Linked DNA regions of Mus musculus: region 2 is linked to region 1. Evidence: chromatin loops called from intact Hi-C (ENCODE). Cell type or tissue: left cerebral cortex. All regions are shown on one strand. Links, peaks and the distances in the headings refer to the core of each region. The heading gives the core; the rest is flanking DNA. Region 1 holds the start of C5ar1 (complement component 5a receptor 1). Region 2 has its middle 8.4 kb from the start of Zfp541.

Region 1 (15,339 bases), core at 3,505-11,504:
GTTCTGCTGGCCCGGTGAACTGAGCTTCAGATAGTGCCCTCATGCTGTGTTCCCTCAGGAATACCTGTCTTTCCGCTTTCCCTAGTGTCCCTGAGAAGCCAGCCTGTGGGGACTGCTTTCCCTCAGATTGTCTCAGCTTATGCACCTTTCCTCCTGAGGAGGGACAGGCAGCTCCGCTGCTCAGTTCTGCCACCATGGCAGCCAGGCGGTTGCCATAAGTCCCCACGTCTCTAAGTCTTAGAAGCCAGGTGACAGATCTGCAGCTCCTTCTGCAGATCTGACAGTTCCTTGCTTGTCACTGTCCCCTTGTGCTGCCCGTGGTGTGTTGAATCCTGGATTCTCTCTCTCTATTAAGCATTGCATCCAAGGGCTGGCTCCTCCTCCTCCTCTTCCTCCTCCTCCTCCTCCTCCTCCTCCTGCTCCTGCTCCTCCTGCTCCTGCTCCTCCTCCTCCTCCTCTTCCTCCTCCTTCTTCTTCAAGATTTATTTATATGAGTACACTGTAGCTGTGTACTCATACACACCAGAAGAAAACATTATATAGTTGTGACCCACCATGTGGTTGCTGGGAATTTAACTCAGATCCTCTGGAAGAGCAGATGGTGTTCTTAACCACTTAACCATCTCTCTAGCCCTTCTGTCCTCATCTTCCTCAATCTTGATTCTTTTTATTTTTTATTTTTTAAATTTTTTTTGATTTTTCGAGACAGGGTTTCTCTGTGTAGCCCTGGCTGTCCTGGAACTCACTTTGTAGACCAGGCTGGCCACAAACTCAGAAATCCACCTGCCTCTGCCTCTTGAGTGATGGGATTAAAGGCGTGCACCACCACGCCCGGCCTCAATCTTGATTCATACTCTGGGTTTCAAGTCAATGGCTTTTAAGCACCCATCTAACTGATACACTCTAACTTTTGGCTCTCCAGCCATGAAAATGGCAACCCAGCTGTTCTGTCTTACCTCCACCCCATCAGTTTTACTCTGAGGTATCAGAGGCAAGCCCACCCACCAAGTCAGAGGCTAACATAGAGGATGCTGGTTGCCACAGTGGCTTACCCCATTAGTGCTATTCTTGGCAACTGCAGTGTGTTCCATGTTCCTTCAGCTATGTTCAGTGACTCGACCTGTAAGCAGTGGACTTCACTCATTCAACCACTCTACCATACAGGAAAAACAGCCGCCATGGGACGCCACACCTCGGTGGAGACATGCCTTTGAGCTTGCCTACCTGGCAAACATATATACAAAGCCTTGCTGTGTTCCTCTTGGTCCTCAACTTGGTGAGCTCTAGAGTCACCTAGGAGACAAGCCTCTGGGCATGATGTGGGAAAGTCATCACCCAAGCTGGGAAGACCTTCACCCTGTGGGTGGCACCATCCCATGGATTGGGGGTCCACGGCTGAATACAAAGGAGAAAGACTTCCCAAGTGGAAGACAATGGACCCAGTTGCCTCAAGCTGCAATGATGGATGGTACCCTAATTAACTCTTCCTTCCTTCCTTCCTTCCTTCCTTCCTTCCTTCCTTCCTTCCTTCCAAGTTGCTTTTCTCATAGCAACAGCCAGGCATGGTGGCATACACCTGAAATCCCAGTGCTCAGAAGGTAGAGGCAGGATCAAGAAGCTCCAGGCTATCAAGGCTATCCTTGGCTACATCGATGGGTTTTGGGGCTAGCATAGTCTATGTGAGATCCTGTCTGAAAACAAAACTCAGAACAAAATCACATTCGCTCAATTTCTGCATCATTAAAGTTGTTTACAAGCCGAGTTCATTAACCACTTGAACAATTTATAGAAGAGGGAAAATGTCATCCTAATTGCTAGACATTCTGTCTCATCTTAATTTCAATAAATAAATATGAAAATGATTCCAGGAGAATCAAACTCCTGCTGAGAGGATGCTATTTAAAGTTAGTGGAGACTTCCTGGGAAAGGCTGTGGCTTTGTTGCCTAGGTCTGCAGTTGCACTAGGAATGCCTCAGGTCTGAATGGTTGTCTCCTTCAAAATGCCACCTAGAAGCTGGCCATGGCCGCACATGCCTGTGGTCCTACTTGCAGATGGACCAGAATCCCTGTGAGTTCCAGGCCAGCTTGGGTTACACAGTGAGACTCCGTCCAGCAGTGAGACTCCACCCAGTAGTGAGACTCCATCCAGCCCCATCCCGGTTTGCTTTGTCTCACTGTGACTAACACCACGAGCAGAATCAACTTAAGCAAGAAAAGGCTTATTTGGCTTTATGAGTCCTGATTATAGTTCCATCACCGAGGGAAGCTAGTCAGGTCAGGTAGTGCAAAACTGCCTGTAACTCCAGTTCCCGGGGATCTGACACCCTCTGTTGGTTCCTGTGGGCCCACGTACCCACTTGATGTACACACAAGGAGAGGCACATATTCATATACGTAATTGAAATATAAAATATGTCTTTTCTTTTTAAAGTCATTACCTGAGTGATAGAAAGGAAAGGACTGACCCCCCCCCCCAGTGTCTTCCACACACATGTATGTAGACACACACACACACACACACACACACACACACACACACACACACTACATACACTAAATAAATAATATTTTAACAGCTATAACAACTCTCCATGCTGGGTCACACATGTCATCCGGCACCCAGGAGGCTGGAACAGGATGTTCATGAGTTGGAGCTGTATAATGACTTCCAGCACAGCAAGACCCTGTCTCAAAAAAAAAAAAAAAAATTAAAGTTTTCTGTTTGTTTGAGACAGGATCTTACTATGTAGCTTTGGAACTCAATGCATAGACCAGACTAGCCTCAAACTCACAGAAATCTGCCTGCCTCTGCCTCCTGAGTGCTGGGATTAAAGCATATGTCACCAAGCCCAAAAACCAAAAGAGAGAGATTATAATGGTAAAGTTTATGTTGTATATTGTCGCTACCGTCTCTGACCAGCAGAAAAGAAGCGACGAAACCGACATCCTTCTCAAGGCAGTTTATTCAGGCTTCACAAATGTGTAGGAAAAAGAATGCCCGACCTCTCTTGGCCATCCCCCTTTATCCCCTCCAGTCCACCCCCCCTCACCCCAGTCCATGTAGGCACAGTTTATTGGCTCAGGACTACATTCGTCACATCATCCGATTTTACGTCATGGTGCATCTGTGCAATGCAGCTCAAGGTACATGGCTATCTTGAGGGATATGAGGAAGTCAGGTGCCAGTCATAAAACTTGGCAGCAGTCCCGGGCGCCCTCTTGGGTCCACGGCCACACCCACTCCTCACAGTATATATTTTACCACAACTGTAAGGATAAACAGTTTTCAAAAACTTTGTGTAGAGAGATTGTCTGAAAAGACTATGTGTGTGTGTATGTATGCATGTATGTATGTATGTATGTATGTATGTATGTATGTATGTGTGTATGTATGTATTTTGTGAGGGTAGGGAGGTAGCTCAGTTTGTATCAATCATTCCTAGTAAGCACAAGACTCGAGTTTGAGTCACAGAATAAAGCCTCGTTAAAAAACAAAAAAAGCAGGGTGTGGTGGCACATGCTTTAATCCCGGCACCAGGGAGGCAGAGGCAGGAGGATGACTGTGGCTAAATCAGTGAGCCCTTGCTTCAGGAAGGAGCCTCCTCTCTCAACAACAACAACAACCAGCAACAGGTGAGTGACTCCTGAGGAATGACACCTAGGCTGTCCTCTAGCTTTTATAAACATGCACGGGTATGAATACATACCTGCACACACGTGAACATGAGTGTGCACACACGTGAACATGAGGAATGACACCTAGGTTGTTCTCTAGCTTTTATAAACATGCACGGGTATGAATACATACCTGCACACACGTGAACATGAGTGTGCACACACGTGAACATGAGTGTGCACACATACACACAGAATTTCTTCAACATCCCGGCCTGGTTCAAATGATCCGAGTAGAGGAGCCACAGCAGCTTAGCAAGCTTAGCACTTTGTTGGCGAGCCTGAAGATGCACGTTCAGTGGTGAAAGAGGACTGAGCCCCTCATACCTTCCTCTGACCCCTGCTTCTGTGCTGCGGAACACTCAACCCTTCCCCCACAGTAGGTGCAAAAACATAACTTGAGGAAATCAGTTATAAACGTGTCCATCAGGGCTCCAGCCTTCCATGTGCAGTATGGAAGCCTGCATGAATATTAATAATCCAACCAGCTTGTTTTGTTCTTTGCTGATAGGAACGTGCCTTCCCATGGCACTGCATGAATGTGTTACACACTATGTACACATGCACATAGAATATCCATACACCAAATAAATACTTTTTTTTTTTTTTTTTCCGAGACAGGGTTTCTTTGTATAGCCCTGGCTGTCCTGGAACTCACTTTGTAGACCAGGCTGGCCTGGAAATAAATAAATTTTTAAAAACAAAAGATGACTCATAGATGTTACTTAAACTTCGTCTACATCTTTTTTTTAAAAGATTTATTTATTTATTTATTTATTTATTTATTTATTTATTTATTTATTTATTATGTATATAGCATTTTGCCTGCATATATGCCGGCATGCCAGGAGAGGGCACCAGATCCTATTACAGATGTTTGTGAGCCAGCTGGGAATTGAACTCAGGACCTCTGGAAGAGCAGTCAGTGCTCTTAACTGATGAGCCATTTTGCCAGTCCCCCTACATCTTCTTTTTAATCAAAACATTTCTCTTTGGAGAATTAAAAAACAAACAAAAGAAAACAAACAAACAAACAAACAAACCCAGTCATCACATATGTCCATATACCTGAAGGAGTTGTCTTTTATTTCACAGTCTGCCATGACTGACCTTGGCTACAGCTGTCTGCCCTGCAGTGGTTGGAGTGATTGCCGTATTATGTAATTCCTCCATTGGGCGGCAAAAGTCAACTTTCTGCCACCAGACACCCCCCACCCCCAATGATTCCTGACAGAAAGCAATGCAGTTTTTTAGAAAACAGAAAATGTGGGTGATTTTGAGGATCCGTTCTGACAGAGGAGGAGGGGGAGGAGGAGGAGGAGGAGAAGGGGGAGGAGGAGGAGAGGGGAAGGGAACAACACTGCCTATCAGAATGAAAGCGCACATCACTCAAGGATTATAAGTTTAGTAGTCACATTAAATGAAAAACTGAAATCATTTTTAATTTAAACTTTAAAGATTCATTTTTATGATTTGTGACTGTCCCATGTGTACAGGTGCCCACAGAGGCTAGAAGAGGCCAGAAGATCATTAGAATTGGACTTATAGGCTGTTGTGAGCTCCCGTCCTAGGAGTCCCTAACCTCTGGAAGGGTTACAGTGTACTTATAACCAATGAAAGATTTCCCCAGTCCCTAATTTCCCTTTTTCTTTTGCAGAACAAGAGGTTGAATTTAGGGCTTCCCATATCCTGGCAGGAGCTCTACCACTGAGCCACGCCCCCAGCCCCTCACTGGGGGATTCTAGGCAGGAGCTCTACCACTGAGCCACGCCCCCAGCCCCTCACTGGGGGATTCTAGGCAGGGGCTCTACCACTGAGCCACGCCCCCAGCCCCTCACTGGGGGATTCTAGGCAGGGGCTCTACCACTGAGCCACGCCCCCAGCCCCTCACTGGGGGATTCTAGGCAGGGGCTCTACCACTGAGCCACGCCCCCAGCCCCTCACTGGGGGATTCTAGGGTAGGAACTTTAGAGCTGAGCTACAAACCCAGCTCTCACTGGGGGAATTTTAGACACCTTCAAAATAAACTTCCTCCCACCTGTTACCTTAGACTGCTTAGAGGGAACCCAAGCAATACTGAGACTCTTCTGTAGATGTATTGTTTTTTAATCATTTGGTTCTGCCCACTTCCAGACTTCCTTTTTCTTCTCGAGTGGCAAGTTCAACTGCTCTAGCTACAGTGAGAGACTAGGGCTTGTGGTGTGGACCAGTTGCTTAGTATACAGGAAGCCCCCCGGGGTGCGGGGCGGACATCCCTGGCACCACATAAACTGATACTGTAGCAGTCTGCTGTAACCCCAGGTCAAGTCGGAAGGATGAGGAGTTCAAAGTCATCTTCAGCTCTACAAGGATTCTGAGGCCAAAAGAACACATTAGAGAATATAAATTACTTCCTTCCAAAGACAACCTCTCTGCCTCCATTGAAGGGTTTCAGACACTTCAAACTCAACCACTGAGGTGTGGCTGTAGGCAAATGGTACAGTGCCTAAGCTATGACTTTGAGTTGATTCCCAAACACACAACCAAAAGCCCTCAGGGTGCTAAAGATATGGCTTAATAGGTTAAGAGCACTGAGAGTTGGGGTTTAATTCCCAGCTCCCAGCTTGGAGGTTCACAACCATCTGTAACTCCAGTTCCATGAGAATTTGACATCCTCTTTTTTTTTTTTTTTTTTTTTTGTACTAGGCACACACGTGGCACACAAAGATAGGTGTAGCCAAAGCACTCACACATTATATATTTTTTAAAAAACTAAGCCCCAGCCGGGAGGTGGTGGCACACACCTTCTTTATTCTCAGCAATGTAGAGGCAGAAGCAGAGGCAGGTGGATCAGTGAGTTCGAGGCCAGCCTGGTCTAAAGAGTGAGTTCCAGGACAGCTGGGGCTACACAGAGAAAAACAAACAAATAAACAACAAACACAAACAAGCAAGCAACACAGAAACCAAAAGGAAACGGAAAAAACTCCACCCCCATGCTCTACCCTCGCTGTCAACACCTCCCCCCCCCCCAAAAAAAACCCCAAAGTCTCCAGTCATAAACTTGGTTGAGCTCTCAAGAAGAACGTAGCTGGTATGCCGCCACTAGAGGGCACCAGCTGTGCATTGATAATCAGGACAAACCTTTTATCATGTCTCCAAGCAATGGCTGGATTCTTAGTTTTTCCCAGGCATCTTGCTGAACTCAGCTTGAATGTCTTTCGTTTTCTTTATACTGTTTTTGAGACAGGGTATCATGTGGCCTAGGCTGGCCTTGGACTTGATATATATGGAGGATGATAGTTGCGGTGCGTCTCCAGTGCTAGGATTCAGGCATGTGTCACACATCTGGTTTTTGTGGTGCTGTGGGATCGAACCCAGGACTCCTTGCATTTTAAGGAAGCTCAATACCAATTGAGCTATGCCCTCAGGTCCCTCACCTGCATTCTTTTCCTACACAGGAGGGGCCAAGGCAGAGGATATGGGACCACCTTTCGAATAGCAAGCAAGAGCTGGATGATCTCAGAAGATCCAGGATCCATTTACCCTGCTCACGTTAGGTGCTTCAGAGTCATAGAATCTTCTAGTGGCAATAACAAGAACATGCCTTGAAATGACCCCTCCACTTTGGAGAACAGTTTGGTCCGTGGAGTGGTTTGAATGATGACCCCACCTTAAACAAACAAACAAACAACCCCCCCCCCAAAAAACCCCAGAAGCTGTGGATATAAACGTATTTGGAAACGGGGGTTTTAGTGTCCATAGACGAGTCAGGAGGACACACGGAGGAGAAGGGCCGTGTGAGGAAGGAGACAGCCAGTGGCCACAAGGAACTGGAAAAGAGATCCAGACCCTCCTGGGACATTCTATCGGGCTCTCCTGGATCCCCATGACCCCATGACTCTCGAACCTATGGATTCTGGAAGAGTGATTGTAAATTTTCAGCCTTGTAAGCCACAAGCCTCTGATTGTTTGTTACAGCCAACACAGAAAACTAACACAATCTCTTTTATTTAGTTAATTTTTTTTTCTTTTTGTTTTTCAAGACAGAATTTCTCTGTGTATCCCTGGCTGTCCTGGAACTCACTCTGTAGATCAGGCTGGCCTTAGACTCATAGATATCTGCCTGTCTCTGCCTCCTCAAGTGCTGGGATTAAAGGCTTGCGTCACCTCGGCCTGGACTAATTGGTTAACTTTTAAAATTACATTTTACTTGTTTGTTTGTTTATTGTATGCCCAAGCCTAATTAGTTAGCTTTTAAAATTCCATTTTATTTATTTATTTTATTTAAATAATTTATTTTTTATATCTTATATATAATGTATCTATTTTATATATAATATATTGTAAATGTATATTCTATAAAGATATAATAAATATATGTTTAGTATATATAATATATTTGATAGACATGTATAAATAAACTATATTATTTACTATCTATCTATCTATCTATCTATCTATCTATCTATCTATCTATCTATCTATCTATCTATTGTGTGCACCCATGGTACATGGTGCACAAGTAGCAGTCAGAAGACAGGTTTCAACAGTCAGTTCTCCACCCCCTGGCACTTCCCACAGTCCTCCTCCTCCCTCCCTCCTCCTTCCCCCCTCCTTCCTTCTCTTCCTCCTCTTCCTCTTCCTCCTCCACCTCTTCCTCCTCCATCTCCTCCTCCTCTATCATCTTCTTCTTCTTCTTCTTCTTCTTCTTCTTCTTCTTCTTCTTCTTCTTCTTCTTCTTCTTCTTCTTCTTCTTCCTCTCTCCCTCTCCCTCCCCCCTCTCTCCCCCCCCCCCTGTGTTTTTTTGTTTGTTTGTTTGTCTTTTGCTTCCTGCTTCTTGGGCAGAGCAAATACTAGAACCTCTTGCAAGCCCACCGGATCAGATCAGCATGGAAGGCCACTTGTATCTCAGCTCTGCAATGACCAGTCCACCACATCCTGCCTTAGAAGCCACTGTGGCTGCAGCCTGGGGCCTCACTCAGCACCACAGGGTAGTAGTTGTTGATTGCCACCCTATGGTGGACTTTCAGCTTCCCTGAGGGAACAATGGATTACAGCCACCTGCTCAGCTGGTTCATGCACTCCTGCAAGGGACAGGCTTCCTAGGGCACTGGGGCTGTAGATAAGGGACAGCTCACACTTCCCATGTTATTGGGTCATGAGACTTTTCAGCTTTGTTTGGTTTCCACTGTGTAAGTCAAAAAATTTCAGCCCTGCCCAAGAAAAGGGGCCAGCGAGATGGCTCGGTGGGTAAAGTGCTTGCTGCTCAGCCTGCTGACCTGAGTTCAATTCCTGTGACCAACATGGTGGAAAGACATAAGTCCTACAAGTTTGTCCTCTGACCTACACACACACACACACACACACACACACACACAAGTTTAGAAAACAAATCAGTAAAGCTACATATTTACTTTATTTAGTTTTTACTCTTGTTTTGAGGTAGTTTTCTATATAGCTTTGGTTGGCCTGAAACTCATTATGTAGACGAGCTGGCCTCAAACTCACAGAGGACTGCCTGTCTGTGCCATCTGAGTGTCGGGATTACAGGCTTGTGCCACCACATCTGGCTGTTTTTGAGTGTTTGAGATGGTGTCTCGGGTTGTCTGTATTGCTAGGAATGAACTTGAGCTATGGTGTCTCCTGCATCCACCTCCCAAATGCTGAGATTATAGACATCGTTGAAATCTCCGGAGTGTGTTCCTTTCACGGCCCATCTCGCTGCATACTCACAGGAGTTCCGGGGTCCTGTGGTCTCACGTGGCTGATGCATCAGGTGTTCAGGGTAGGATGTGGGAGGAGAAGAGAGAAGATAGAAGATTTCAGGTTTCAAACAAACAGAAAACACAACAAAGGATTAATTAGGCTGTTAAGACAGAATAAGACATTTCATCTCTTATGCTCCACGCCCCCCAGCCCTGAGATAGGCTTTCATTATGTGGCTCTTACTGACCATGAGTTTACAGAGTGTTGGGATTGCGTACCACACATGTGACCATAGGTTTGTTTTATTTTTATTTTTTTAAAAAATTGGTCCTTCCTATGCAGGTGGCCTGGAATTTTTAATCCTCCTGCTTTTGTCCAAGTAATAGAATTACAGGCATGTATAATTGTGCCTAACCTGAGCCAATTTTGTCTTTGCTAAAAAGCACAGGTTCTCAACCTGTGGGTCCTGACCCCTGGGGGGAGGGTGTCACATCTCAGATATCTTGTATATCTGATATTTACATTACAGTTATGAAGTAACAATGAAATGCTTTTGTGGTTGGGGGTCACCACAATATGTGGAACCAACTGTTTTCAGGGTCACAGTGTCAGGAAGGTTGAGAGCCACTGCTACAAAGGATCTCACAAAGCCTACTCTGGATTAGAAGTTACTGTGCAGCCAGGAGGATGGCTTTGAACTTATTCTCCTGCCTCAGCCGCCTGGGTGCTGGGGTCGGATGCAGCACTACATCAGGTTTTATGCGGTGCTGGGAATGGTATCCAGGGCTTTGCACATGCTAGGCAAGTGTTTAACCAACCAAGCCATGATCCCAGCATGCTTTGCTTTATTATTTGAGACAGGTCCTGTTCTGCAGCCCAGGGTGATCCTCCTGCCCCAGTCTCCTGAGTGCTAGCATTGAGTTAACACATCTCCCTAACCCCCTTAAGAGAAAACGCCAAGACCTTGGCCATCTCTTCAGCCCTCTGTGTGCTTTCTTGCTATAAAAGCCACCAGGCTGGGGAGCTGTGGTCATTATTTCTGTCATGTAGAAACCCCAGAAACTCCAAAACTTCCTTCAGAAGAGGTAGGCTCCTCCTCAGATTGGGGAACGAGGCCAGGAAAAGCAGCTGCGTCCCCAAAAGTGAAGAAGTCCTGGAAATTGCCTTTTCCCCTTCTGGGGCCAGAGACTTCCTTCCTTTTCCAAGTTGACATCTCTCCCCTGGCTGGTTGGTACTGGGTGGTGCTGAGGGTGTACTGGGTAAGCACCGGTGGAGGGAGCCTCAGCTAGGATGGTCAGTGAGTGACCAATGAGCACCTCCAGGAGACAAGACAGTCATTTCCTCTCAGTTGCCTGCATCTCTTCTTGAGGGTTTAAAAGGCACAGCCTGGGTGACAGGGACCTTCAGGCATCCGTCGCTGGTTACCACAGAACCCAGGAGGAGCCAGGACATGGTGAGTGGATTCCTCTCCCTGTCTGACTTTCTTTGCCCATTTCTAGCTCCTTTCCCATCCTGAGCTCACACTCTGAGATGGGATGTGGCCAACGGACTAAGGGGATTTATGGGAACCACGGCGGCCTCACCAAGATGTAGGCTCAAGAAGGTTCTTCAGGACAGGAGACCCTGGAGTCAGCTCTCCTCACTGAAGAGTTCTAGAAGTTGGGCATGTTCATTTACACTTGTAATCTGAGCCCTCAAGAGGCCGGGGCAGGATGCTGCAGTCAAGGCTACATAGTGACTTTTAGGCTAGTGTGAGCTACACTATGAGATACTGTGTTCAGAGACAAATGGGCTGGAGGTAGAGATCAGGTGTGAGAGTGCTCTGTGGGAGAGCTGGAAGCCATGGGTCCAATGACCAGCACCTCGTACAGCTGGGTGGGAGTGATTGGAAATTCAATCTTACATAGTAATTTTGAGGTTAACCTGGGCTACACTACATGAGACCCTACTTCAGAAAAGCAAGAACAAAAAAATAATTTTACAAACTAGCCAAGGTGGTGGCTCAAACCTGCTATCCTGGCTCCTAGCAGGAGGTTTGAGATTTGGGGCGAGCCTAGGCAACTTTGTTGAGACTTTGTCTCAAAGACTAAAAGCAAAACAAAACAAAAACTCAAACAGTGTGAATAAAGGAAGGAAGAATGAAACAATTGCAGAAACCTGTTGGGATTGTAGCTCACTGCCTAGCCTGAGTGTGGCCCAGGGTTCCGTCTCCTACGCTGAGTCTAAAACTACCAAGCAGAGACTGGGTGCTGTGACGCACACCTTTTAATCCCGCACTCAGGAGGCAGAATCGGGAGGTTCTCTGTGAGTTCGAGGCCAGCCTGGTAAACATGTAAAGAAGTCTAAGGAAGGTCAATGTTGAGAGTCTTGACAGCCAGTTTGAAAGAACGCCCATTCCCAGAAAAGTTAGAGGAAGCCCAGATGGGAGCACTGATGGCCTGGGTCCTTCTGTGGTTAATGGCCATGACCCTCTAGGCAGGTCCCTCTCCATGCCTGGGACCTGACGTTGAGGCATGGTGCTAGACCAGCGGCGACTTGGCCCCACTGTAACAGAGGATACGGTCTTGCTTCATCCACACAAAAGAGGAAACGGAAAACTTGATGACAGGGAGGGTACACGCTTTCTTCATCCTTCTTCTGTCCCATCCAATCCTGTGTCTGCCCCGAGCAATTGGGGTTTCCAGAACAGGGTGGGTTCTTTTTCCTTTCTACACAACGTTTCTGAAGACGAAGTCACTTTATTGACCACCCGAACTGTAGAGTCCCTGATTTGGGCTGGGGCGTGACTGAGTTTTTTGTTTTTTGTTTGTTTGTTTGTTTGTTTTAAATACTGGAATAGGCTGTCAGTATCTTTTTTTTTTTTTAAGATTTATTTATTATATATAAGTACACTGTAGCTGTCTTCAGACACTCCAGAAGATGGCATCAGATCTTGTTACAGATGGTTGTGAGCTACCATGTGGTTGCTGGGATTTGAACTCCAGACCTTCGGAAGAGCAGTCGGGTGCTCTTACCCACTGAGCCAACTCACCAGCCCTTTTTTTTTTTTTTTTTTTTTTTTTTTTTTTTAAAGATTTACTTATTTTATATATGTGAGTAGTATTGTCTCTTCAGAGACACCAGAAGAGGGCATCAGACCCAATTACAGATGGTTATTAGCCACCATGTGGTTGCTGGGAATTGAACTCGGGACCTTTGGAAGAGCAGTCAGAGCTCTAAACCGCTGAACCATCTCTGCAGCCCGTGACTGGATTCTTAGGCCAGTAGTCTATGGCTAAGCTATGCCCCTCACCCCTCACTGGGGGATTCTAGGCAGGGGCTCTACCACTGAGCCACACTCCCAGCCCCTCACTGGGGGATTCTAGGCAGGGGCTCTACCACTGAGCCACGCCCCCAGCCCCTCACTGGGGGATTCTAGGCAGGGGCTCTACAACATTTCAGTCCTTGATCTTTTAAGACAGGATGTCACTATGTAGCCCAATGGTCTAAATCACATGATTATCCTCAGGCTCCCTGGTGCTGGGATCACAGGCATATACCACCGTGGCTAGCCCCTAAACATAATTTTTCTTTTGAATGAATAATTTTTTTCTTTTGGTTTTTCAAGATAGGATTTCTCTGTGTAGCCTTGGCTGCCCTGGAACTTGCTCTATAAACCAGCCTGGCTTCAAACTCACAGATCCTCCTGCCTCTACCTCCTGAGTGCTGGGATTAAAGGCATGTGCCATCACTGCCTAGCTTTGAATGAATACTTTTTTTTAATATTGTGAATAGGCATTTACTGAGTGCTTATTGTATGCTAGTCCTCTTGCTAAGCACTTTAGATTTACTACATAGCAAACTATCAATAAAGGAGCTGTAGAATATCCATGTATTTCAAGGGCAACACAGCCTTTGAACAGACATATACTATCCCAATGGCATTCCACGCATTAGGCGGTATAACCTTTTAAAGAGAAGGCTCTTGGGATTCGGCCCCACCCCTGCTCTTGCTGATAGGTTTTGGGAGGCTTTCTAACTAACCTAGAGCCCCACTTTTTAAAATCTGTAGAGTGGGTGTGGCCATAGTAGCAGCCCAATGAGGGTTGCATGTGTTAAATGAAGAAAAGAGCAGTTGAAAGCCCCTCACAAGTGGCCCATACCTGTAATCCCAGCACTCAGGAGAAAGAGGCCCTGTCTCAAAAGAAAATACAAAAAGCATGTAAACTTATGGACCAGGCTAATTATTTTATTTTGTTTTTTTAAAAAAGATTTATTTATTTATTTATTACATGTAAGTACACTGTAGCTGTCTTCAGACACTCCAGAAGAGGGAGTCAGATCTCCTTACGAATGGTTGTGAGCCACCATGTGGTTGCTGGGATTTGAACTAAGGACCTTCAGAAGAGCAGTCAGGTGTTCTTACACGCTGAGCCATCGCACCAGCCCCAGGCTAATTATTGTTATTTTGAAATAGGTTCTCATGTAGATAAGGCTGAACCTAGAACTCACTATGTAGCCAAGGATAGCTTTGACTTCCTGTCCTCCTGCTCCACCTCTGGTCTCTCTCTCTCGATATATACACACATATATGTTCATTTTATATATTATATTGTATAATAGTTTATAGTCTTCTTTTTTTCTTTTTTTTTTTTTTTTTTGGTTTTTCAAGACAGGGTTTCTCTGTGTAGCCCTGGCTGTCCTGGAACTCACTCTGTAGACCAGGCTGGCCTCGAACTCAGAAATCCGCCTGCCTCTGCCTCCCGAGTGCTGGGATTAAAGGCGTGTGCCACCACGCCCGGCTATAGTTCATATTCTTTAAGCAACTATTTTTATATCATTTATTTATTTGTCTTACAAGATTTGTTTTTAATTGTGTGTACGCTTTTGAGTCTGTCTGTCACACGCGTGCAGATGCCCTCAGAGGACAGAAGGTGTTGGATTTTCGGAGCTGGAGTTTCAGGCAGTTGTGAGATCCCCTTGGGTGCTGAGAAGTGAACACATGTCCTCTGCGGAAGCTGACAGTGCTCTTCATTGCTGAACCATCTCTCCACTTCCTTCTTAGTCTTTTTTTTCTCAATTGTTTTTCTCCTTAAAAAATATTTTGACCTTATGATTAGTTGAGTCCACAGACATGGACACTGTGTATACGGAGGGACAATGACATCTTCTATAATAGTTCAAATTATGTATGCATATAATATGTTACATATATTGTATTCCACATCCAAGAACCATATAAACAGGAGAAAGTGCTCTCTCTCTCTCTCTCTCTCTCTCTTAAAGATTTATTTATTTGTTATATGTAAGTACACTGTAGCTGTCTTCAGTCACTCCAGAAGAGGGCATCAGATCTCATTATGGATGGTTGTGAGCCACCAAGTGGTTGCTGGGATTTGAACTCAGGACTTTCCAAGAGCGGTCAGTGCTCTTACCTGCTGAGCCATTCTCCAGCCCAGGAGAAAACTCTCTTAATTCCCGAGTCCCAGTCCCTTCCTTAGAGGCAGCCACTACTGTCAGTATGTGAGGCTAGTCTGTATGTACACGTGAATGGACACACACACATTCATGCACATGTTGTGCATCCTTCCTTCTACAGGTAATATACATTGTGCATTGTCCACTGCTATTTCCTATTTTAAACAAAGTTTCCCTAGATATCAAAGACCTTTCTGTATCATTTCATTAACAACTACCTTATTCTTTTAAAAACTGCATAGTGCTTTGTTGCCTAGAGGCTATTACTAAGTTACTCAGTCCCTTTTGGTCAGTTCAAAATATCATTATCATCTCCTCCTCTGCCTCCTCCTCCTCCTCTTCCTCCTCCTCCTCTTCCTCCTCCTCCTCTTCCTCCTCCTCCTTCTTAATTCTTCATCTTCATATCCGTCTTCATTTGTTTGTTTTATGTTGGAGACAGAATTTTGGTAGCCCAGGCTGGCCCCAAATTCAAGCACCTTTTGCCCGAGCTTCTCGAGTGCTGGGATCACAGTTATGCAGTGC
Region 2 (15,339 bases), core at 3,137-11,136, 200 kb after region 1:
TAGTCCTATCACCCTGATCCCCAAAAAGGAATAAAAGAGGAAGTTTTACTAACCACATTCTAAAAATAAAAAAGATTACAAGGAAGTACTATGAAGAACTGTGTTTAGACAGTGCACTCACACAGAAGATAGGCTACAATACACACCCAATGTGTTAAGTCATTGAACTCAGATACAAAAAAATCAATGAGCAAATTTCTAGAAATAGACAGATTATCAAAATTCACTCAGAAGAATATATGAATGATCTTAAAACAAATTAAAAGATAAGGGGATATGCAGTGGTGCCCACCTATACTTCTAGCATGCCAGAAGTTGAGCGAGACAAGTCCTTGAATCCAGGAGTTCAAGACTGGCCTAGGAAAAACAAGCAGGAGAAGAAAAGAAAAGAGAAGAGGGAGGAAGGAAGATAGGGATGAAGAGAGGAGAAAGATGGGGAGGGGAAGCAAAGGTAAGAGGAGAGAGAAATGAAAAGGGAAGGAAGGGAAAGAAAATACTAAATTCATATTGAATTCAAATAATTCTCACCTATCTTACCACAGAAACACAAAACAAAACAACAAAACTTTATTATGTGGTGATGAAACATGCCTTTAATTGCAGCACTTGGGAGGCAGAAGCAGATGGATCTATGTGTGTTGAGGCCAGCCTGGTCTAAAAAGTAAGTTTTAGGACAGCCAGGACTACACAGTGAAACCCTGTCTTGAAAAACCAACAAAACAAAAATCTTTATTAAAACTCTTAGTAATGGTGAAAGGTTCAGGGGCCCAGCAGGCCTCTACAGGAAAATATGACCTGCTGGATGGAGCAGAGCTCTAACTTACCCTAGCCCATCCCACTCCCTGGCTCAGCAGTGGTCATGAAGAGTTAGCTATGTGTCTGGTATGGGTTCCTGATGCTGAAAGAACAGAGTAGAATTTGTTCTTAAAGAACCACAGCCTCCCATCTGACCTATCCTGGTTCCCTGAAAGCCCATGGCAAAGGTCTTGACCTTATTTTATCTAATTTGGGAATTCCTCAGGATGGAGATGAGCTGCAAGAGGACAGCTGCTGCAGTCTGGGGCAGGAACTGATAACCTTAAGCCAAAACAGAAAGCTGGGGTGATGGTGCACTGCAGGATAACAACTCTGAGAAGCTTTCATCTTAGGTCTCTCGCAGCACTAGACACAATCATATCACACCACCCAGCAACCGCTCTCCCTGGAGCCACCTGTATAGCTCAAAGTACATGACCACACAAAAACCTGCACACACGTTTTCATGACAGTTCCAGCCATAGATGTCAAACCTGGAAGTTATCAAGAATCTCTCACAGGTGAATGGAGTATTATTCAGTACTAAAAAGACAGTTAAGTGGAATATTGTGCATGATGATGCATGCTTTTAATCTCAGCATTCAGGAGGCAGAGCCAGGAAGATCTCTATAAATTTGAGGTCTGGTCTACCTGGCATATTCCTAGACAGCTAGGGTCCCATAGTGAGACCTTGTCTCAAAAACAAACAAACAAACAAACAAACAAAAAGGCAGTAACCAGGACTGGAGATCACTCAGCAGTTTAGAGCACTGAATTTTCCTCCAGAGGAACTGGGTTCAATTCTCAGCCCCCACATGACAGCTTACAATCATTTGCAACTCTAATTTTGGGTGATCTGATGCCCTCTTCTGAACTCCATAGACATATATGCAGGCAAAGTACCCATACATGTAAAATAGAACAAATTTAAGGGGATGGAGGCAATAAGCTATCAAATCACAAAGGAAGGGAAGGACCAGAAATGCAGAGATTATGAGAGTCAGCAGAAAAGGCCATATATTGTATGATTTCCTCTATGTGGCATTCTGGAAGACCATGCTTGTCAGGTTGGGAAAGAATAGGAGACATACAGAAAGCACTAAGGTGGGGCTGTGTATTCTGTGTAGAGAGCTGTAGTGGTAATGGTGGAGACATCACACATTAGTCAGGAACCCCAGAGCCACACTGTACCAAGGGTGGGCACTAGAGTAAACATGGGCTTAGTTACCCTCCCTCTGAAGCTGCTCTGTATCATTCTGGGAAGTTAGACGGCTATGACTACGTGCGCAGAAAGGACCTGACAAGGCCCTGAATGTCCCCTCTAGCCTGTTTTGCTTAAGCAGGGAGTGAAGGCTAAGGCAGTACTGAAGTACTGCCTAGCAGTACTGAAGGGTGCTCCATACCTGGACAGGGGTCAGCTGCAAACACTGGTTGTTTTGGTTTGGTGGTTTGGGGTTATTTATTGTAGATACTGAACTCCTTTATTGATGGTTGAACAACTCTTTCACAGGAGTAACCTAAGACCAACAGAAGCTTTGTCATTACCGTACTTACTATTAAACTGACAGAACGGAACTGATAAGCATGAGGACCTGACTTCAACTCCTAGCACTCACATAAGAACCCAGGTATGGCAGTGTACACCCTTGATCACAATGCTGGAAGGTGATGCAGAAGAATCTGGGGCTTGCTGCTTTGCCAGTCTAACCAGATTGATAAGCTCCAAGCTCAGGAAGACTTGGTTCAGAAAAACTAATGTGAAGAAGATATGGTTTACTATAACGTGTTTGCTGTACAAGCCTAAGAACCAGAGCTTAGGTCCTCATCATTCTTATAAAAAGCTGGGCTAGCATGGGTTCATACAAGCTACAGGTCCTGCATTATAAGACACTTGAGACCTTTAACTTGCTATGTACTAGAAGCTGGCCCAGAACTCATAATCTTCCTTCCTATACCTCTCAAGTGCTAGAAATGACACCACCTACGTTGCTTTTAAATAAGGATCTTGTCATTTTCTGTTTTTACTCTGAAGATAATCTAAAAGAAAAAGGGGCAGCAAGGCAATCAACAAGGGAGCCCTTTCCAGGAACATTAAATATACATCGAGATAGCCATCCCCCTTATTAAATTAGTGTATGCAATCTGATTAAACTGGCTGGGCTACCTTGTTTGCATTTCATTTGCAATTTAATTTTGGTTTATAGCTGCATAAAGGCTGTGAGCTTTAAAACCATATGGCTTGTTTTAGCATCATGAATGACTTGTTGAGAAAAAGAAGAGAAGAGGAGAGGAGAGGAGAGGAGAGGAGAGGAGAGGAGAGGAGAGGAGAGGAGAGGAGAGGAGAGGAGAGGAGAGGAGAAGAGAAGAGAAGAGAGGCCAGGTAGAGGTGGCACATGCTTTTAATTCCAGCACTTAGGAGGCAGAGGCAGGCAGATTTCTAAGTTCGAGGCCAGCCTGGTCTACAGAGTGACTTCCAGGACAGCCAGGGCTACACAGAGAAACCCTGTCTCAAAAAAACAAAAACAAAAACAAAAAACAAAAAAACAAAACAAAAACAAAAACAAAAAACAAAAAACAAAAAACAAAACAAAACAAAACAAAAAAACCAAAACCAAAACCAAAAATCCAAAAAACCAAAAAACCAAAAAACCAACCGAATGTCTTGTTGAATGGTTTAGAAAACAATTTAATTCAACACTGGGGATCCAAAGCAAAGTAATGCTTTTTTTTTTTTTTTTTTTTTTTTTTTTTTTTTTGTCTTTTAAAAGAGGCCTATCACAAGCTAGGGAGAAGGTTGGGTTGGTAAAGTATTTCTTGTGTGTGCATGACAGCTTGAGTGTGGATCCCTGAAATGAGTCTAAAGTGGGCACATTGGCAAACCCTATGAGTGGAGGGGTTGGGAATAGGGCAGAGACAAGGTCCCTAAAGCTCATTAGCTAACCAGCCCAACGGAATGGATGAGCTTCAGGTTTCATGAGAGACCCTGTCTCAAAAATAAAGGTGGAGAACAGTTGAAAAAAATGCATCTTGTCATGTTATACAACATGACACACACGTGTATGTGCACATACACTAAAAAATATAACACACACCAAAATAAATGCCAGTCAGGTCAAACATGATATCATAGTTGTAATCTCAAGAGATATAAAAGATCACTGTAAGTTTAAGGCCAGCCAATGTAATGCAGAAAGGACCTATCTTAAATAAACAATAATTATAATAAAATAAGCTGTGCACGGCTAAGTAGAAGGATCTGGAGTTCAAGGCCAGCCTCAGCTGTTATATAGCAAGTCAATGTGAAGCCTTGTGTCAAACTACATACAAATAAATGAATTAAATAGGACCTATTATAAATTATAGACCTGCTTTCTTTGGCCTATATTTTTTAAATGAAGATCTATTTTTCCCAGGCACAGTGGCATTTGCCTATAATCCCAGTACTTGGGCACCAGGGTCATAAGATCAAGGCTAGCCTGAGTTACATAGTAAGACTGTCTTTAAAAAAGTAAGGGCTTGAGACAAGGCTCAGTAGTTCAACTACTTGTATAAATGCACTCTCCTTGTTCTATTCCTAGCACAATTAGACAGAATTTCCTCTACATATACAGATTTCTATCACCTCTTGAACTATTAGACTTGCTATTCCCTGACAGTGAACAACAGGACAGAGTCAGGTATAACTGTCCTCTAAGCAGAGCTCATAGCCTTTTCTGCCCATAGTCCCCACTTGTCTCCCTGGCATACCCTTGTAATAATTACTCTCATGATAGTAGCATGGACATTATTCAGGTTCTATTATATGCCCAGTCCTGCTGAGGCTCCTCACACACCATTTTTAGTTCCCTTAGCTCCTCTCTGAAGCATGTGCTACATTTTTAACCTTGTCATGGGTGACATAAAGAAAATCCAGAGAATAACTCATCCCAATTCAGAGCTACAAGAATCCTGCCCTGAGCAGTCTGATCGCGAAGCCTTCACACTTCAGCTCTCTACTGTGCTATTATTCCATACCTGACATTGGGTTTCTGCCTTGCATTCTGAGATTGAACAATCAAGGAAGACCTCCTCTAGTTAACACAGTTTTAACATGAGGGTTGACTCATTTCCTCTGATCACTTATTTAATGACTGGATTTTATCTGATGACTGTATTTCTAGCACATGGAAAACTGGGACAGAGAATTGAGAGTTTTAGGCTAGTATGGGCTGCAGAGCAAAGTTCTGCCATAAGAAAAAATGAGACATGGAGAATGAATTTAAATATTTCACACAAGAATCTGAAGAATACCCACAAAGGAAAACCTTAGCATCGAGTCAACTAAAGAAGAAAAGGAGACATCAAAGTTCTTCCTTCCCAGGAGCTGGTCCTAGCAGAGAATGCAAGGAAGCACTGAGATCTAGAATAGCAGTCAGGGTATGGTGGCACACACCTCAACCCCAGCCACAGGACCACCAAGGGTTCAAGGTCATTCTCATGAGTGCACAATGAGTTTCAGCCTGGGATCCTGTTTCAAAAAAGGGGGAAACACAAAACCTAAAACAACATTTTTTCTTTCTTTTAAAAAATATAATTTATTTTTATTTTATGTGCATTGGTGTTTTGCTTGCATGTATGTCTGTGTGAGGGTGTCAGATCCCACAAAACTGGAGTCATAGACAGGTGTGAGCTGCCCTGTGGATGCTGGGAATTGAACCCCAGTCTTCTGGAAGAACAGCCAGTGTTTTTATTTTATTTTATTTTTTTGAGACAAGGATTTTCTGTGTAGCCTCTGGCAGTGCTGGAACTCCATTTGTAGACCAGATTGGCCTTGAACTCAGAAATCCACCTGCCTCTGCTTCCCCAGTGCTGGGATTAAAGGTGTGAATTTATTTTACTAGGGTAAATACAGAAGACACCTAAGGTCTCCCAAGAATCTTTCAGGAAGTTCAGTGGTCAAAGCTATTTTATGATAACATCCATGTGTTTATTCTCAGTGAAGATACATGACATGGCATCTCAGCTGAGTGCTGAGACAGGTATGAGACTCCACCTGACTATAGAAATATAAGTCAACATTATTCTTTGCACTAAATTTCTATTATATAGCTTTAAATTAGGATGCCATTTATATTAATACGGAATTGTTCATTTGTTATTGTATTTTGCCATGAAGAATAGAATGAATTATTTACTCGTTTGGTTCTGAGACAGGGTCCCACTGTGTAGCTCTGGTTGGCCTGGAACTTACTACATAGACCAAGCTGGTCTTTCACTCACAGAGATCTGTCTGCCTCTGCCTCCCTAACTGCTGAGATTAAAGGCCTGTAGCCTATTCTTGTCTTTCTGAGACAGGGCTTTACTATGTTTCCCAAGTTGATCAGAGTCAAGCAATCTCTAGCCTCCAGTGACAGGAATTACAGGCCTAGCCCACTGTGCTCACTCAGATTTTGGGGGACCCTGATCTAGCTTTTCTCATGTATACTTCATACAAACAATAAAACTTTCAACAAGCCACATCTGACTGTATTTAACTACTGATCTCCTGTGTGTCTGGGCTGTTCCCGAAGGTCTAGTCACTATCTTAATTTTGCAGTGCTGGGATCAAACTTAGTGCTTTGTGCATGGTATACCATTGCAAATTTAAAAATCCAGAAATATTTTAAGATAATACCTTCAATACATTTAATATCTCAGAAGGCTGAATGGAGATGCCCAATAACTTAACTGAAATTCTAATAGAAAATATTGATCTATATATTTTACATCAAAACTCTCTGGGATTCTCAAGTATGAAAAGTTTTTGTTTTTCCTTAAACAGTGTCCCATTGTGTAGCTTTTCCCTTAGCCTCCTTAGTTGGGGATTACTGGTATGTGCTACCTTACCAAACTAACAGGTTACTGAGGATAAAAAGTTTAACACCTGATATTCTAAAGAGAAAAAGTCCTCTAAGGTGTTCACCCTGGTAAGTATATTTCCAATAAAAAAAGAAATCCCTACCTCTGGTGACAGAGTGTTTACTTAGCATGTTCAAGGTCTGTGCTGGCTTCCCAGCACTGCAAAATTAACAAACTTCTTAATCCTAAAACTTATATCTATTTCTATATCTTGGTTTCTCAAGACAAGGTTATTCTAAATTGCTTTGGCTGTTCTAGAACTCACTATGTATGTAGTCCAGGCTAGCCTTGAGCTCGGAGATCTGCCTGTTTCTGCTTCCAGTGCTGGGATTACAACTGTGCACTACCACACCCAGCCCAAAACATATTTTCTGAGGTCTCACTTTTTTTTTTTTTTTTTGAGACAAGACCTTTCTGAGTACTGGGATTACTGGTGTGAAAAGTACTCTGGTTTTTTTTTTTTTTTTTATGTTTTCTCGAGACAGTTATATTTATCCCTTTGTACGCTTCAAACTCAAAGAAGAGAATGACCTTAAACTTCTGATCTGCCAGCCTCCATCTCCCAAGTATTGGGAGAATAGATGTGCACGCCCATGCCAGGTTTTCTGTAGTGCTGGAGATCACATCAGGGCTTCATGCATGCTAGACAACTACTCTTACAACTGAGCTACATTTCCTGCCCTGCTGTTTAAATTTCAGAGTATGGATGTTTTGCCTGCATGCACGCCTTTTTACCATATGCATGCAGTGCCCAAGGAAGCCAGAAGGCGGCACTAGAGCCCCTGGGACGTGGCTAATAGATAGTTACTGAATTTTTTGAGTGCTAGGAATTGACCCCAGATTCTCTGGAAAAGCAGCCAGTATTCTTAACCAATAAGCCATCTTTCTAGCTCCTGCCACTTAAACTATTAAATTCATTGCTAGCATTAGTAATTTAACTTTCACATAGAGACAGTTAATAAACCAGAGGCCTCGCCTAAAAAAAAAATCTTGCAAACTTGGCCTGGTATTTGTGCTTGGTTACCTGCACTAGCTGCCATCACTCAATGGAGAGGACACAATTTGAATTGCCATAATCCCTACTAGTATGATCCCTCACTTGTTTGTCCCCATAGGGATGAGTTGCTACCCTGATCTGGCAGAAGAGGTAAAAGGTTTTTGTTTTGAAATGAATATCATCAATAAAAACATACGTCAATCTAATAAAAGATCCTGCCTTCCTCAGAAGGGGTCAGCTAGCATGTGCCCTGTGTTCTCTTCCAATGACTTTATGCTTATACTTATCCTTCTGCTGATTTTGCTAGCAACATGTATGGTCTTCACACTAGTGCAAGAATGCTGAGAAAGGCTGGGAAGTGATCCACAGAACCAGCAGGTGTCTTTGAATAGGTACAAAAGAAGAAAACTCACCAGAAAAGCAAGTGAGTGACTCTCCAGGAAACAGGAGGGCCTGGCTTAGGCCCCACTGTGAAGGGGTTTCAGGTGGTAATCAGGCCTTCACTATCTCCTCCTGGAAGGGTGAGGTGGTCATTTTTGAAAACTCATCCAATATCTTTTGCCCTGAAAACAGGTAGTGAAAAGCAGGGGAAGTCAGACCTTGGATCTCAAAACAAGCAAGGAAACAGGTATGAAACTGGGGAGAAAGACAATTTGAGGAGGAAGTGAAGCAATACTAAGCTGGAGAGAGAAATATAGAGGAAATTACTACGTCTTTAAAAAAAAAAAAAAAAACCCACCTTATTCCCTTCCCACCACCCCAGCCAGGTAAGAGGTACCTATAGGGTTTTGTGGGGCAAAATCTAATGGGGGCAGAACTGGTGAAAAGGAACTTTTGTTGGAAAAGTGAGAAGGGAGGGTTAGAGAAGCAAACACATTAGAAAAGAAACTTGAAAAAACATGAGTTGGTTGTATTGGGTAAGTATTCCAAAAGGGGAGCTTGTAGCCTAGATAATAATATTATTATTTTTCTTTCTTTCTTTTTTTCTTTTCTTTTCTTTTTTTTTTTTTTTTGTTGCTGGAAACTAGGGAGATATTGGCTGAAAACAAAAATAGTACTTTTGCTAGAAAAAGCACAGGGAGAGGCATGATCAAGGAAGAGTTGAAGAGTTTGATGTTCGTGCTGGAAGATCCTCAAAAAGAGATACATCCGGGTCCCCCAAAGCGGGACACCTGAGGAAGAAGGGGGCGGTCAGCAGAGGGGCCTGCGAATGCAAGGCCGCGGTGCAGAAGTCGCAGAGGTCGGGTAGGGCCCGCGGCGCGAGCTGGGGCACTGCGAGGGGGCAGTTGGGGGACCTGGTAGGGATCGGGTAGAAAATAAAGGTGGGTGCAGTGGGCTGGGGGCACCCCAAGAGTCTTTTCCAAGGAGGAAGGGGGCTGCGAGGGTGCAGAAGGAGCGTGCGCGACGCGGAGCTGAGCGGCGTCCTTGGACAGGAGCCACACAGGCCCGCGCTCGGGGAGGAAGACGAAGCCAAGGAGAGGGTGACGAGGGGTTGAGGTGAGAGGGAAGGGCGGGCAGACAGGGCTAGGGAGAGAGGGGAAAGGGGAAAGGGGCAAGGGCAGCAGCAACCGGGTTTTACCCGCCCCCGGGGGCTCGCGCGCCGGGCCTCGTGCCTCGCGCCTCGCGGGGCCTTCCCAGCGGCCGCCCGTCAGCCGCGAGGCGCCCGGACGACGCCCGGCACGCACGCGCAGCCCGGTCCCGGCCCCTGGCGCGTGCGCCCGCCATGGAGTGTGCGCGCAGGCATGGCCCGGCGTCGTCGCCGCGAGCGAGCGAGGCACGCGCGGCCCGGGCTCGTGGCGCGTGCCTCTGGGCCGGGCTCCCCGAGGCTTAGGGGAGAGAGGCGTGGCTTCTGCGGGTCATGTGACCCGCCACGGGGCGGGAAAGGAGGCGGTTGGTCGCCATTTTGGGAGGCGGGCGGTTGGAAGATACGGGCGAAAGGGGCAAAAGGGAAGGGCAGCAGGGGGAGGGGCGTGAACTAAGAAGAACTGAGTCCTCATGAAAACAATGCCTGTGTGCACTGGACACCCTCCAGTATAGATCCCTGGTGACAGCAGTGTTCCCTGAATGATGGAGACCACTAAAGCCGTTCTGCGCATCCTCTTGGGCAGGCTGATCGCTGGGAGCGGAGATCATGTTGTGTTGGCTGCAGGAACTGCAGGACTGGCTTATTTATTTACTTATTTATTTATTAATATTTTAAACAATATCATGGGTTGAATCCATGGCCTCATTCATTGTTAGACAAGCGCTTTTGCCCTGAACCCCATCCTCAGCCTTCAGAAATTCTAGGCAGGGGCACTGCCACTGGGTCATGCCCCTAGCCCTTCACTGAGGGCGATTCTAGGGAAGTTCTTGCTGCTGAGTTCAGGTCCTTAGTGGTAAATTCTACCCTGGTGCTCTAACACCAAGTTATGTCCTCAACTCCCTTTGATACATTTTTGAGGCATGGTCTTATTCTGCAGCCCAGTCAGGCCCCGGTTGATCCTCCAGCCTCAGCCCCTGAAGTAGCTTTGATTACAGTCCTTCCCCTCTGTTCTTGATCAGTGATCTATTTATTCTGTCTGTACATCTCACAGAAGATTCATGAAGCCACATTTTATCACATTCAGGTTTTTTTTCCACTGTTGGTAATTTTACAAATATGGAGACAAATAAATAGATATACTATTAATGGCTGTATGAAAGTACTGTGCCACTCAGCGCTTGGAGAATCTGTGGCAGAAGAATCACCACATGTTTGAGTACAGTCTAGGCTACAGTGTGAGACCTTGTGTAAAAATTAAAAAAAAAAAAAGAAAAGCATCGTTTTGCTTGCTTATCCCCTAAAAGCACTGGCTAGCAAGCTGAGAACATGAGTTCCATCCCTGAATTACACGGTGGAAGGAGAGAACCAATACCCGAAGTTATCCTCTGACCTCCACATACACACTGTGACACACATGCATAAACACACACAGACACACACATATTAAAAATTTTTAAAGTGCTTTGAAATACAGATTTGGTGCTGGAGAGATGGCTTAGTAGCTAGAAGAGTTTGTTGTCATTGCAGAAGACCAGGGTTTGGTCCATCGCCCTCATATCAGGCAGCTTACAATGGCCTGTGTCTTCTACGAGAGCAATAAACTCTTTTTAACCGCCATGCCATCTCTCCAGGTTTTCTAGTCCTCTGCAATAACAGCAAAAGCTCTTGAATTCTGTAGCATCTCTCTGGCCCCAGTAAAAAATAAATCCTCAAAACAAAACACTTTCTTTAAAAAACATAAATCTGTGGGCTGGAGAAATGGTTCAGTGGTTAAGAGCACTGGCTGTTCTTCCAGAGAACTCAGGTTAAATTCCCAGCTCCCACATGACAGCTCACATTGTGTGTAATTCTAGTTTCAGGGGACCTGACACCCCCTACACAGACATACACACAGGCAAAACATCGATGCACATAAAAAAAATTTTAAAAAAATCAGCTGGGTGGTGGTCTTTAGTCCCAACCCATGAGAGGCAGAAACAGGCAGGTTGTCTATAAGTTTGAGGCCAGCCTGGGCTACAAAGTGAGTTTCAGGATAGCCAAGGCTACACAGAGACACCCCATCTTGAAAAACCAAAGAGGCAAAATAAAAGCAGAGACATCTTTTAAACAATTTTATTTACTCATTTAGTGTGTGTGTGTATGTATGTGTGTGTCACAAGCGCACAGGTGCTCCAGTATGCCACAGTGTATGTATAATGGACAGAGGATAAATTTCCAAAGTTAGTTCACTTTTGCCACCATGAGAGTTCCAGTTGGCTAATCAAACTTAGTTAGCAAGCCCCTTTACCTGATGAGTCATCTCACTGGCCCAGGTGGAACCATTTTGTTCAGAACTTCTGTAACGAAGTTGAGACTTACATTTGATCAGAACTGAAATTCATTGAACATAACATTCATGGGGCTGAAGAGATGGTTCAGCTGTTAAGAGCACTTGTTACTCTTAAGAAGGACCCAGATTCAGTCTCCATCACCCGCATAGTTCACAACCATCTGTAACTTCAGTTCTAGGGGACCCAATGCCCTCTCTGACTTCCTAAGCACAAGGCACAATACATACATAACTGCATTCGAAATAACTCATAAAATAAATAAATCTAAAAATATACAAAAGCCAAAACATTAAGATTCCGTCTGAGGGAGGGATCCAGGAGATGCCTCAGAGGATAAATTGCCTGCTGATCAAGCATGAGACCCTGGGTTAAGATTCCCAGTAGCCATGTAAAAAGCCAAGCAGAGCTACTGGTGCCTTCTGGGAAGGCTGGATCTCCAAAGCTCTTTGGCCATTAAGTGATCTTTAGGTTAGAGAGAGAGACTTTGTCTCAAAACATAATGAGGAGGGCTGGGGATAGAGTGCAGTATTAGAGTGTGCATCTCTTACTCAGAGATACTGAGTGCAATCTTCAGCAATACCAAAAAATAATTAGCAAGGTGGAACATGTTTGAGGAAGACAGTAGACACATATTTCTGGCTTCTAACACACACACACACAGACACACACACAGACACACAGACACACACACACACACATGAAAGTGAGGAGATTTGTTCTATGTATTTAAAATCACATTTATTGGGCTGGAGAGATGGTTCAGCAGGTAAGAGCACTGACTTCCAGAGGTCCTGAATTCAATTCCCAGCACCACATGGTGGCTCACAACCATCTGTAATGGGATCTAATTCCCTCTTCTGATGGGTCTGAAGACAGCTACAATGTACTCATAAGTAAAATAAATAAATCTTTTTTAAAAATCACATTAATTTATTTTGTAGGGGTTCCTACATAACACAGCATGTGTGTGGAGGACAGCTTGTGTCAGTTAGTTCTCTCCTTTTACCATGTGGATCCCATGGATTGTCCTTGTGCTTGGCAGCAAGCACCTGTACCCACTGAGCCATCTTGCCAGCTACATCTGTGGTTTTATTTAACATATACAGACATTAGCATTTGATCAAAAATGGTCCCCAGCAAATGCATGTATTGTGTACTTGTTTCTCAGCAGATGGTACTGTTTGGGGAAGGCGATGGCACTTTGAAGGGACAGCTGTTTGTCAGAAGTAGGTCACTGTCAGACAGACACCCAAATCGCAGTCCTTCTCTGCTCCTTGGTCCACAATGTTGTAAACCGTCTCCAACACATGTTCTGATGGCCATAAACAGAACTGCTGTACCCTGAGCTACATAGGGAGAAGGTGGGGAAATCTGAACACGGTGTGCTGTATTGGTTACCTTTGTATCATGTGACAAAATATGTAATAGAAACCATATATGGGAGGGGAGTTAATTTTGGATCACGGTTTTGGAGGGATTTCTTCCAACCAGTCAGTCATGGGTCTGGTCTCAAGCTCACTAAGGGGGAGGATGATTTTGTCCTTTTGTTCCTCCTCCACTTCTCTAGTGCTAGGAGGACAGGCATGCAACACCAGAGCAGTTTACGGGAAACGGAACGTGGGACATCATTCATGTTATGCAACCACTCCACCAGTTGAATGACATGCTAGCGTTTCCTGATTATCTCTTTGGCTTGTTTGTCTTTAAACTTTTAAAGATTTATTTATTTATTTATTTATTTCACATGTATGAATGTTGTGCTTGCATGTATAGTGTGTGTACCTAGTTCCTGTGGAGGTCAGAGAGGGCATCAGATGCTCTGGAACTGAAGTTACAGATGGTTGTGAGCCATCATATGGATACTGGGAATCAAACCCTAAGTCCTCTGGAAGAGCATCCGTTGCTCTTAATAACTGAGCTGTCTCTCCAGAGCCCTGAGCATAGTTTCAGTAGAGCATGGTTCTTCAGCCACATGAGCACATTGGAGAGACAGGACAGAAGAGGAAAGGCTTAGGGTATCCCATATTTGCATTCTGAGAAGGTCAGGCCTTGGAGAAGCCTACCAGTGTGATCACTGACAAGGAAGGACCAAGGAAATAGAAAAAAAAAAAATCAGAGATTGCCCCAGCAATGCACAAGTTAAAGACCAACTCCAGCAGCACAGGCCTCCTGCTCTTCTCAGCCATCTTTTCTTCGGCATTGCTCAGCCCCTCCTTTGGTGACTCATCATTTGAATCACTTCCTGCAGGCACCCTTAGCCTCCTCACCACTCTGGTCCTCCCAGGTACTCACCTGACCAAACTTCAGCTTCCTGTATTCTCCAGGCTGGCAGAACCTGCAGGAGGAAACCACTCAGCCAGCCTGACGGGTTTTGCTTGAATTTGAAACCTCAGACCTTTGGTGAGCACAGGACAGTCTCTCCCAGTAAACTGGAAAGAACTGAGCTGATGTTGCCTGATCTGCCCTCCTCCACTGACCCAGCCTCCTCTTCCCAAGCAGGAGGAAGTCATCATTTGGAAATCCTTGATACCCATCTGCAGAGCACAGAGCAAAACCCATCTCCTCCTCCCCAGCAACCTCCCAGGGGAAGCTCTTTTAGGACCCAAGTTCTAGGGTCTATCTACTTTCAAAAACAGAGGTCAAGCCATGTGTGGGGATGCACACTTGTAATCTTGGCACACAGGAAGTGGAAGCAGAAACACCAAGAGTTCAAGGACCTCCTTGGTTCATACCGGGCTTGAGAGCAGCTTGAGATACACCAAAATACACACACACACGAGGTGTGTGTGTGTGTGTGGGAAATAGTTTTAAAATAATAATTTGTGCTGTGTAGATGGCTCAGCTGTTAAGAGCACTGGCTGATCTTCTAGAAGACTCTGATTTTCGATTTCAGCAGTCATATGGTGATGCCCAGCCATTTATAACTCCAATTCTAAGGGATCCAGCGCCCTCTTCAGACGACCATGGGCACTTCATGGAGGTAGATGATGGGAAGCTCAATAATAAATACAGGCAAAACACCTGTGCACATAAAATAAAGACAAACAGACCCTTAAGACAAGAATCATTTGGGCTGGAAAAATTACATCAGTTGTTAAGAGCACATACTGCTGTTCCAGAAGATTAGAGTTTGGTCCCCAGCATCTGGGCAACTCACATCTGCTTGTAATTCCAGCTCTGGGTTATCTAATACCCGTTTTTTGGCCTCCAAAGACACTGTACTCATGTGGTGTACAGACATGAATGCATATAAAAAATAAAATATTTTAAAAAGCATTGATCTGAAACACTTTGTCTTAATTTGTAAATGGAATTTAAGAACAAAAGGTTAAAACAAAAGTCTGGTCACAGACTATGCCCAGAGGTTTGTCTTCTCTTCTAGGTGATCCTGGATACTGTCAAGTTGACAATTAACATCAGTGTGTGTATGTGCGCACTCGTGTGTGTGTGTGTGTGGGAGTGGGGGGGTGTATGTATGTGAATGTGTGGTGTGGTATGTGTGTGGTTTGTAGTTGTGTGTTTGTGTGTGTGTGTGTGTGTGTGTGTATGTGTGTGGTATGCATGTGTGTGTTTGTACGTACGTGTGTGTGCATGTGCAACCCATGCTCATGTGTGCATGCAGGTGCTAGGACATGTATGTACGGAAAACAGATTGACATCTGGTGTCTTCCACTATTGCTCTCTGTCTTTTTTTTTTTTTTTTTTGAGACAGGGACTCTAACTAAATCTGAAACTTGCTCAGTAGTCTACCCAGCAATCCCCTGAGATCCACCTGTCTCTGCTCCCTCCCCCATAGTAGGGTAACAGATGTGGCA

Evidence for each region. Peaks named below come from ENCODE experiments on the same cell type or tissue, not always from the same donor. Only the 100,000 strongest peaks of a DNase experiment are listed, where the experiment ranks them.
Region 2: it touches region 1 in a loop (2.6-fold over the local background); 4 of 42 quality-filtered maps call a loop at or near these places.

Annotation. Positions count from the first base shown.
Region 1 is chr7:16,254,619-16,269,957 of GRCm38, reverse strand. C5ar1 (complement component 5a receptor 1) reads left to right here and starts at 10,620. Exons shown (of 2, transcript NM_001173550.1): 1 at 10,620-10,813. The coding sequence starts at 10,811. In left cerebral cortex, for the core only: CTCF peaks have their summits at 4,516 (motif pointing right) and 6,757 (motif pointing right); a DNase peak (open chromatin) is centred at 6,777.
Region 2 is chr7:16,055,788-16,071,126 of GRCm38, reverse strand. It overlaps a transcript of Zfp541 not described here. Among named protein-coding and RNA genes, the nearest start is that of Zfp541, 8.4 kb to the left of the region's middle. In left cerebral cortex, for the core only: a CTCF peak has its summit at 7,439 (motif pointing right); a DNase peak (open chromatin) is centred at 9,558.